2 separate regions of the Homo sapiens genome follow, and region 1 is linked to region 2. A link is an interaction called in ENCODE POLR2A ChIA-PET data of the cell type or tissue named here. Cell type or tissue: K562. All regions are shown on one strand. Links, peaks and the distances in the headings refer to the core of each region. The heading gives the core; the rest is flanking DNA. Region 1 has its middle 25 kb from the start of MIR1976. Region 2 holds the start of GPATCH3 (G-patch domain containing 3).

What was found. ChIA-PET counts read pairs that join two places held together with the same protein. Peaks named below come from ENCODE experiments on the same cell type or tissue, not always from the same donor. Only the 100,000 strongest peaks of a DNase experiment are listed, where the experiment ranks them.
Region 1: POLR2A ChIA-PET joins it to region 2 with 5 read pairs; 2 of 35 experiments call an interaction of 5 or more read pairs at or near these places.

Annotation. Positions count from the first base shown.
Region 1 is chr1:26,577,030-26,581,421 of GRCh38, forward strand. No RefSeq gene overlaps it. Among named protein-coding and RNA genes, the nearest start is that of MIR1976, 25 kb to the left of the region's middle. RefSeq lists an enhancer at 2,861-2,990. In K562, for the core only: no CTCF peak of the experiment used is centred there; no DNase peak of the experiment used is centred there.
Region 2 is chr1:26,898,305-26,902,696 of GRCh38, forward strand. GPATCH3 (G-patch domain containing 3) reads right to left here and starts at 2,163. Exons shown (of 7, transcript NM_022078.3): 1 at 1,688-2,163. The coding sequence starts at 2,138. It also overlaps a transcript of NUDC not described here. RefSeq lists an enhancer at 2,108-2,227. In K562, for the core only: no CTCF peak of the experiment used is centred there; DNase peaks (open chromatin) are centred at 1,837 and 2,167; H3K4me3 peaks cover 2,213 bases.

The DNA of each region.
Region 1 (4,392 bases), core at 256-4,255, 320 kb before region 2:
TTGAAGTTCTAGGGAGAGATCTGAACTGGAAAGATAAATTTGGAAGTCATTAGCTTGGAGAAAGTTTGCAAAGCCAAGAGACGGGGCTTCTGAGAGTGTGGTCCACATACCAGTAGCATCAGCATCATCTGGGAGCTGGGTAGAAGTGCTGAATCTCAGGCCTGTCCCCAGACCTGGTTAATAGGAATCTATCTTATAACAAGGTCTACATGTGATTTCTGTGCATATTAAAGTTTGAGAAGTGCTGTTCTAGGGCCTGAGCAAAGATGAGGGGGTGGGGGGATGCCTGTGCTGAGCCCTGGAGCACCAGCAAGGGACACTCAGGGATGACAGCCAGAGGACCCCCCCACCCCCAGTCTGGCAAGATTCCAAGCCTTATGAACCAGGCCTTGGTTTCCATTATGTCTCGGCCGCCCCACTTTACAGATTTTAGAAAGCTAGGGCCTTAGAAGTGAATAAGTCCTGTTATGATGGAAGGAGATTCTGATAACAGCAGCTAAGTTTTGGGGCTGGCCTAAGTGTACGGATTCTAAGCCCGGCAGCCTCCCCACAGGAGCAAGGAGGGTGCTGTTGGGGCCCCATGGGCTAGGAAGCCCTCCTTTGCAACCAGTGACACTTATGTGGTACTTAGCCCCAACCCATGTCCTGTGTGTTTCACTTCTTGGAGACTTGGTTTCCCCATCTTGGAACCAACATTTCCTGTCCCACCCATCATCCAGGGTTGTCTCCCCTGGACCCCATCACCCAGCTGGAATCCTGAGCATCACCCTGCCTCCTTCCCCCCACTTCTGCATCCTGCCACCATCAATTCTGTTTCCTAAATATTTGGAGGATCCATCCCCTCCTCTCCATCCTCCCTGCCCTTCTCATATTTTTGTTCTTCCAGTAGCCTACTAAATCTCTCCAGACTTTTGTGTCCCCAACATCCTCCATTTACAATCACAAATCTGACCCAGCATCTGCCCTGAAGTGACTCGTCACTGTCTACAAGATATTGCTGAGGCATCCTCGCTTGAATTCAGTGTCCTGTGTGATCTGGCCCCCACCAAGATCCCAGTGTCAACTCTGTAACTTGTCCCCAAACTGCTCACAAGACCCAAACCTGCCGTGCTTCTGCCTCCACTGGATTCTGCTGCCACGTGTGCCCTGCTAATTTCCCATCCTTTAGGAAAATTCAAATGACACCTCCAGGAAGCCAACTAGGACACCACAAACTGTTTGGTGACCTTCCTTTGGGGTCCTCAGACCCCGCTCTGTGCCCCATTTCTGCGTATACCACACTTTTGGAAACAGCTGATGATGTGTTTTCTCCCCACTAGTCTGTGAACCTGAGGGTGTGGGCTGTGCTTTGTTCATTCCATATCCTGTGCACCTGGCACACAGTTTTTTGGTCCTCAGCTAGTGTTTGTTGAATGGGTGAGTGAACGAGAGAGCAGACTTGATGGTGCTGGGGGAAGCATAGAGCTGGAGCCTGGAAAGGCATCTGGGGTGGAAGGGAAGCTGGTGCTCTGAGGCATTGAGCTGTTAGTGTCTTGCCCCAGGCACCAGAAGGAAGATCCAAGAACCAGGAAATGGTGGATGGGTGGGTGGGGTGGGAGTCCATAGGTTTCTCAGCAGCCAAACCCCAAAACCCTAATACTTCACCTCTGTGGGCTTCAGTTTCCGCACTTGCTAAATGGGGATAATTCTTGCCCACCTCACAGCATCACCTGAAGATCAAATGAGTGTGTGAATATGAATGTGTTTAGGAAGGTAAAAAGCTTTGCAATTAGGCTCATTATAGTTTTCACAGGTCGGGACAGCCCCCCAGGGACTCACTGGACTCCAGAAACGCAGTTCCCAGCCACCAGCACCTCCAGTAGGAACTTTCCTCTCTGAGTGCTGACTGCCTGGACAAAACCCATTAATAGGCTGGGCATGGTGGATCACGCTTATAGTCCCAGCACTTTGGGAGGCCAAAGCAGGAGGGTCGTTTGAGGCCAGGAGTTTGTGACCATCCTGGGCAATGTAGTGAGACCCAAGACCCGTTTCTATTTAAAGAAAAAAAAAGTAAAAATGTTTTTAAACCCACTAATGAGAGTGTATATTCAAGGCAACTTGAATCTATGCTCCCAGGAAATATTTTAAATAAGTGAAAAAAAAAAAACACGAATAGCAATAACCCAGCTTGGGACAACAAATGATCAATCCTCATGTCCCCAAGTTCCACAGTCACTCTTCCTTTTTTCTGAGAGTCTTGTTCTGTCACCCAAGCTTGCTGCAACCTCTGCTTTACAAGGCTCAAGTGATCCTCCCACCTCAGCCTAACAAGCTGGGACTACAGGTGTGCACCACCATAGCTGGCTAATTTATTTTATTTTATTTTGTAGAAACGGGTTCTCGCTATGTTGCCCAGGCTGGCCACTCTTCCCTTTAATGCCCAAATAACAACCCCTGAGCACTCACCCTGCAGAATGTCCCCTCCCATAAAATAGTGGCTCCCATCTATCAATCAAATGCTCGTGATGGGAGTGCTGGGCACCAAGTGCTTCCCTTACTTTATTTCATTTGATCCTCATTATGAGGGAGATGTGATAATTTCACACACAAGAAAATTGAGGATTGGAAATTAAATGACTTGCCCGAGGACCCAGCTAAGAGGCAGAGCAGGACTCAAATTGAGATCTCTATGTTTCTGAAACTCACACTTCACCAGTGTGCTGTCCAGCCTCTCTGCTTCTGAAAATGCCCAAGACCTAGTCACACGTGCCACAGATCTGTCTGGTGACCACCCTTCCCCTCAGCCAGCCAGGTGATCATAAAGGTCCCATAACATTGGGGTCTGGTGTCAATTGGAGGACACAGTAGGAAAGTTCTATTTCCCAGCTGGCAAGCTGTAAAAAACAAGATGGGGAATTTGGGGAGTTTCCTGCAGACATTCTCAGAAGGTAGAGCATTCCCATCCCCTGTGCTGCATACACAGCGCACTAATGACGTGTTGAGGTCTTAGAGGAGATTCCTCTTCCCATAGGGGACAGTTTAGATGATCTCACATGTCCCCTTTGGGTCAGAGACTCAGATTCTCAATTGTTGATGCAGACATCAAAATCCCTGAGCATTTTTTGCATTTTACCCACTTATGTATCATGTTTTCCATGATTATTTCAGAGACAGGCCCCCACAGAGAAAAGACTGGTTTCCTACATATGTTAAATAATTCAACCAGTTAGCACCTTGGTTAACACATGGATTTAATTCACTCACTCACCCCGTAATGAAAGGCCACAAAGAACACGCCGACCCATGATTGGTCATTTGTTCATTGGCCGTGGTAGGCACAAGGTCTTGAGTTCCTTCTTTAACCAGGCAGAGTATACACATCATCCCTAATATGAAAAGCAATCTAATGAGGGAGGTATTACAATTTCCATTATTTATTTTTTTTTTTTTTTTGAGATGGAGTCTCGCTTGGTCACTCAGGCTGGAGTGCAATGGGACAGTCTCGGGTCACTGCAACCTCCACCTCCCAGGTTCAAATGATTCTCCTGCCTCAGCCTCCCGAGTAGCTGGGACTACAGGTGCACGCCACCACGCCCGGCTAATTTTTGTATTTTTAGTAGAGATGGGGTTTCACTATGTTGGCCAGGCTGGTCTTGAACTCCTGACCTCGTGATCCACCCGCCTCAGCCTCCCAAAGTGCTGGGATTACAGGCGTGAGCCACTGCACTTGGCCTACAATTTCCATTTTATAACAAGGAAACTGAGGCTAAGGGAGGACACTTGCCCACAATCTCCAAGCAAGGAAGTGGTTCAGCCAGGTTTTGAACCCAGGCCTATCTGGCTCCAAGCTCATGTGTGTCCTACTATTCAACCAACCCTGGTGCACAGGCTAAATATCTTCCCACAGTGACTCAAAAAATCTCACAGTCAGAAGGGCTCTAAAGGCCTTGACTCAACCTCCACCCACTATAGGAATCTCCCACAGATGGTTTCCAATTTCTGTTCGAATACCACCAGTGATGGAGAATCCACCACATCACAAGGCAATCCCCCACACAGTTGGAAAGTTCCTCCACTTTGAACTGAGGGCTTCTGAGTAGCTTCCACTTCTTGTGGGGGGTTCCCACTAACTCCTGGGGACCCAAGGGAGAAATGATTCAACAGAAGCAGGAGAGAGATCTACATGAGCACCCCACCCCCAGTGGAGGTAGTTGCAGGTGGCAGGCAAAGGAGTGGTACTAAGGCTACTCCAAGGAGAGGGAAAGACCCAGAGAAGTGAGCAGGAGGCCCTCGTGGGCCATCATTTCCCAGGGCCTTTGCAGTGGTCCCCACCTTTTCCCTCCCGCCTCAGCTCCTGCCCCACTCATCTGTGAAGGCAGCAGTGGGTAATGGGAACAGGCAGAGCTAGACAGA
Region 2 (4,392 bases), core at 235-4,234:
TCCTGATGAACTTTTTTTTTCTTTTTTTTGAGACAGATTCTCACTCTGTCACCCAGACTGGCGTATGCAGTGGTGCAATCTCAGCTCACCGCAACCTCCGCCTCCCGGGTTCAAGTGATTCTCATACTTCAGCTTCCCAAGTAGCTGGGATTACAGGCATGTGCCACCATGCCTGGCTGATTTTTGTATTTCTAGTACAGACAGGGTTACGCCATGTTGTCCAGGCTGGTCCTGGCCTCAAGTGATATCTACCCACCTGATGACCTTTTGATTCTCGGCTGTCACCAACTCCCACCTCCTGCATGTCTTCATACGATGTGTTCCAGCCACACCAAACAATTTTTCTCCTAATTTCTTTTTTTTCTTCTTTTTTTTTTTTTGAGATGGGGTCTCGTTCTGTCACCCAGGCTGGAGTACAGTGGCGCGATCTTGACTCATTGCAACCTCCACCTCCTGGGCTCAAGTGATCCCCCCACCTCAACCTCACAAGTAGCTGGGACTACAGGCATGCGCCACCACAACCGGCTAATTTGTATTTTTGGTAGAGACAGGGTTTCACCATGTTGCCCAGGCTGGTATGGAACTCCTGAGCTCAAGAGATCCACCCACCTGTGCCTCCCAAAGTGCTGGGATTACAGGCACGAGCCATTGCAACCCAGCCCACAATGAACAATTTAACATGCCCTGAAAGTTTTTCACGGGCTTTCAAAGCTGTGTCTTTGCAAACGCCATTTACCCTGAAACCCAGAAACACCATTCTCTCCTATTAACTCCTATTTATTTTTCAAGACCCAGATGGAAAGCCACATTTCATGATCCATCTAGGAAGTTAGTTTCTCCCTTCTCTGTCATCTCACAGCACTTGGTGATAAACAGTATAGGCTCTGGAACAGATGCCTAGGTTTGTTGTAGCTCTGACACTAACTAACTCTGTAACCTCAGGCAAGTCACATAACTTCGGCTTCCCTCAGTTTCTTCACCTATGAAATGGGAGAAACAACAGCTCCTATCTCATAGGACTGTTGAGAGGGGTAAGAAAACAAAAGGCTTAGAACAGCGCCTACTAAATACAGAGTGCTCAGTGAATGCTAACAATTAGAATGACATCTCTGTGGCAATAACCTTTTTCCAAATGTCTTCCTTTGTGGATTCTGAGCACACACTATGTCCAACTGTTCTCTGCATACCCAGCTAGTCACACTAGGTCTAGCAATGTAAGCATTTGTTGAATGTGTGAACTGGAGGGCTCTGCACTGTCCTGTTTCCCCATCAAACTGATTTCCCATGAAAGTGGGAGCTGTCCAGAGAAAAGATTGTCTCTTCATTTGTATCTTACTGAAAGGACTGGGTAGGAAGCACAGAGAGAGCAGGAGAGAAAGACAGTAAAAGGGTTAGAGACTGGATTTCCTTTTTTCTTTCTGTGTTAGTGCAAAATCAACCCCTTGGATAGAGAAAGGGTCTCAAAAGGGACCTAACAAAATGAAGGCTCTTCCGAATAAGCCTCTCCGGTTTATTTTTCTCCATGTATTGGACTAACTCCCTGCAAGTTGAGCCTGAAGCTCTGTCTAGAATATGAACTAAACTCATAGAGTCCTAACCAGAGGCCTGACTTATCCTCACCACTCCTCTGAAAAGGTGCCTCTGTTCCAGGCCCGTAGGCCCAGTCTATTAACTTTCTCACTCTTACCTGATGCCTCCGTAGGTAGCCGAAGTCTGCGGATGAGACAGCGACCCGGTAGCCAAGTCCCGTGAGAATCCAGCCACCGGCGGCCCGAGTACATGCGAATAAGCCTCTGAGCTTGAGCCAACCCCCTTACCGAGATGACGCAGCAGCAGGTGCGGGTCTGGATTGGAGTAGAGTCTCGAGTGGAGAGAGGCCGGACATCGGTGGCCGAAGTCTGAGAGAGAAGCTGGCCCTCAGCGGCTGGGTCGGTAGGAATTAGGGCAGAGTTAGGAGCGGCCTGCGGAGGGGCCCGCTCAGGCCGATGCCGGTAGTGGAAACAGAGGAAGCCACCGCCGCGCTCTTCTCGGAACTGGCTAAAATAGCTCCGTAAATGGGCCGAGCGCAACACGGAGGGGATACCGCTCACTACCAGGTAAACTGTCGCCTCCTCCTCCGCCTCGCCGGGCACCGCCATCTTGGATTGTCACATGATCAGCTAGAACCAAGTCTCGCGAGAACACCGCGAGCAACGTTCCAGCCCCTGCGTTGCGAGATTGTGAAAATTCTAACTAGTCCTTTGGGATTGGGGTTGTGGAACCTGGAGCTGGAAGATCCGAAGTCTTCTGTGTTCCTTTCCCACAGAGGGAAGCCGGCGATGATGGAAAAACTCACCTGGAAAATGGGGTCATAGAGTTCTTTCATAAAGCTCTCATGAGGACCAAATAAGAAGCCTGCGGGAGGGGTCATTTTTGAGGTATTTAGTTGTGGATATTGCACACCTAATCTCAACCTTCCTCAGTTCTGAACCTTTAGTCGTTCTTCCATTTATTTTTCCAAAATGTGTTGATGAACTCCCACAAATCGGTAAGAAAAAGATAACCCGGTAGAAAAATGGGCCGAAGATACTTCGCAAAAGAGGAAACACGCAGGTCCAATTTACAATGAAAGTGCTATGAGTTACTAGAGGCTTACGTTAAAGAAAAGATGCACAACTCAATAATAAAAGAAATGCAGCGAGACCCACTTTGCATCCACTATGTTGGCAAACTTTAAAACCTTAGAGTCGATGACAACATGGTGGAACTGAAGCTCTCATACACTGTTGGTGGAAATGTAAGTTGATACAACCACTTTGGGAAACAATTGGCGTTATCTAGTAAAAGCAAAGCTACACATCATTTGACTCAGCACTTGTAGGTAATATTTTATTTATTTTTGAGTTGGGGTCTCGCTCTGTCGCCCAGGCTGGAGTGCTGGGACCACAGATGCAACCCACTATGCCTGGCTAATTTTTTAAACTATTTGTAGAGATGGGGTCTCACTGCATTGCCCAGGCTGGTATTGAACTCCAGGGCTCAAGTGATCCACTGGCCTCAGCCTCCCAAAGTGTTAGGATTACAGGTGTGAGCCACGGTCCCCGCCTTTTTGTCTTTTTTTTTTTTTTTTTTTTTTTTTGAGATGGAGCCTCGCTCTGTCATCCAGGCTGGAGTGCAATGGTGCGATCTCGGCTCACTGCAACCTCCGCCTCCCGGGTTCAAGCAATTCTCCTGTCTCAGCCTCCCGAGTAGCTGGGACTACAGGTGCGTGCCACCACGCCCGGCTAATTTTTGTATTTTTAGTAGAGACGGGGTTTCACCATATTGGTCAGGCTGGTCTCGAACTCCTGACCTCAGGTGATCCACCCGCCTTGGCCTCCCAAAGTGCTGAGATTACAGATGTAAGCCACCGCACCCGGCCCTCTTTGTACGTTTTTTAATTGGGTTATTTGATTACTATTGATTCATTGATTCATAATTCAGACAAAGTCTACACATTATACTGGGTGATAGGAGGAACCTGTAGATTGAGAGACCTCAAACAAAAGCAAAAAATAAAGGGCCAAGCTCAGTGGTTCACGCCTGTAATCCCAGCACTTTGGCAAGCTGGTGTAGGAGGATCCCTTGAGCTTAGAAGTTTGAGACCAGCCTGGCCAAGTTGGCAAGACCCTTGTCTAAACAATAAAAAAAATGACTGCACATGTTTATCAGAAGACTTATTGATAATGTTGACTTTTACCCAAGCCCTGTGATCCTGGAAAACTAAGGCTTAAGAAATGCCTTCCCACTGTTTTGTGTTCTGGAACACAGCATATTGCAAAAAAACATCCTTCCCCAAGTGAGTTAGGTAAGACTGGTGTATGCCCCTCTGGTTCACCAATGACAAAGCCAGACACAGACTCCATATTCCAAATCTCCTCATGAAAGCTTTGAGGAACTTCTTGTCCCCACTGATCAGTTGGAACAAACTTTGGTTAAAACTTCTCTCCTTCCCCCAGCTTCCCGAACTTTGGCTTACCCTCAGCTTGAGCCAGCGCACATCTCCTCCTTAACAGCCTCTCCTGAGAATAGGCTGGCTTCAAGGTAAAGCATTATCTGATCTACTGTCCCATCATGCCACTCCTGATCATCCCACTTCCTCCCACCCAGTTCTGCCCTGTTTACTCCTCTGTATGAGAGAAGAACCCTTTTTGCCTAACCCTTGAGTCACTTGCAGATATTATGGTCAGAGGGTCCTCCCTGCTGCAATATTCTTCCTCCTTCTATTGCAATAGTTCCTTTCTTCCCTTGCAATAATCCTTTCAAATAAAATCTCTCCTGGCAGGGTGTGGTAACTCACACCTGTAATCTTAGCACGTCGGGAGGTTGAGGTCGGAGGATCACTTGAGCCCAAGAGAGCAAGGCTGCAGTGAG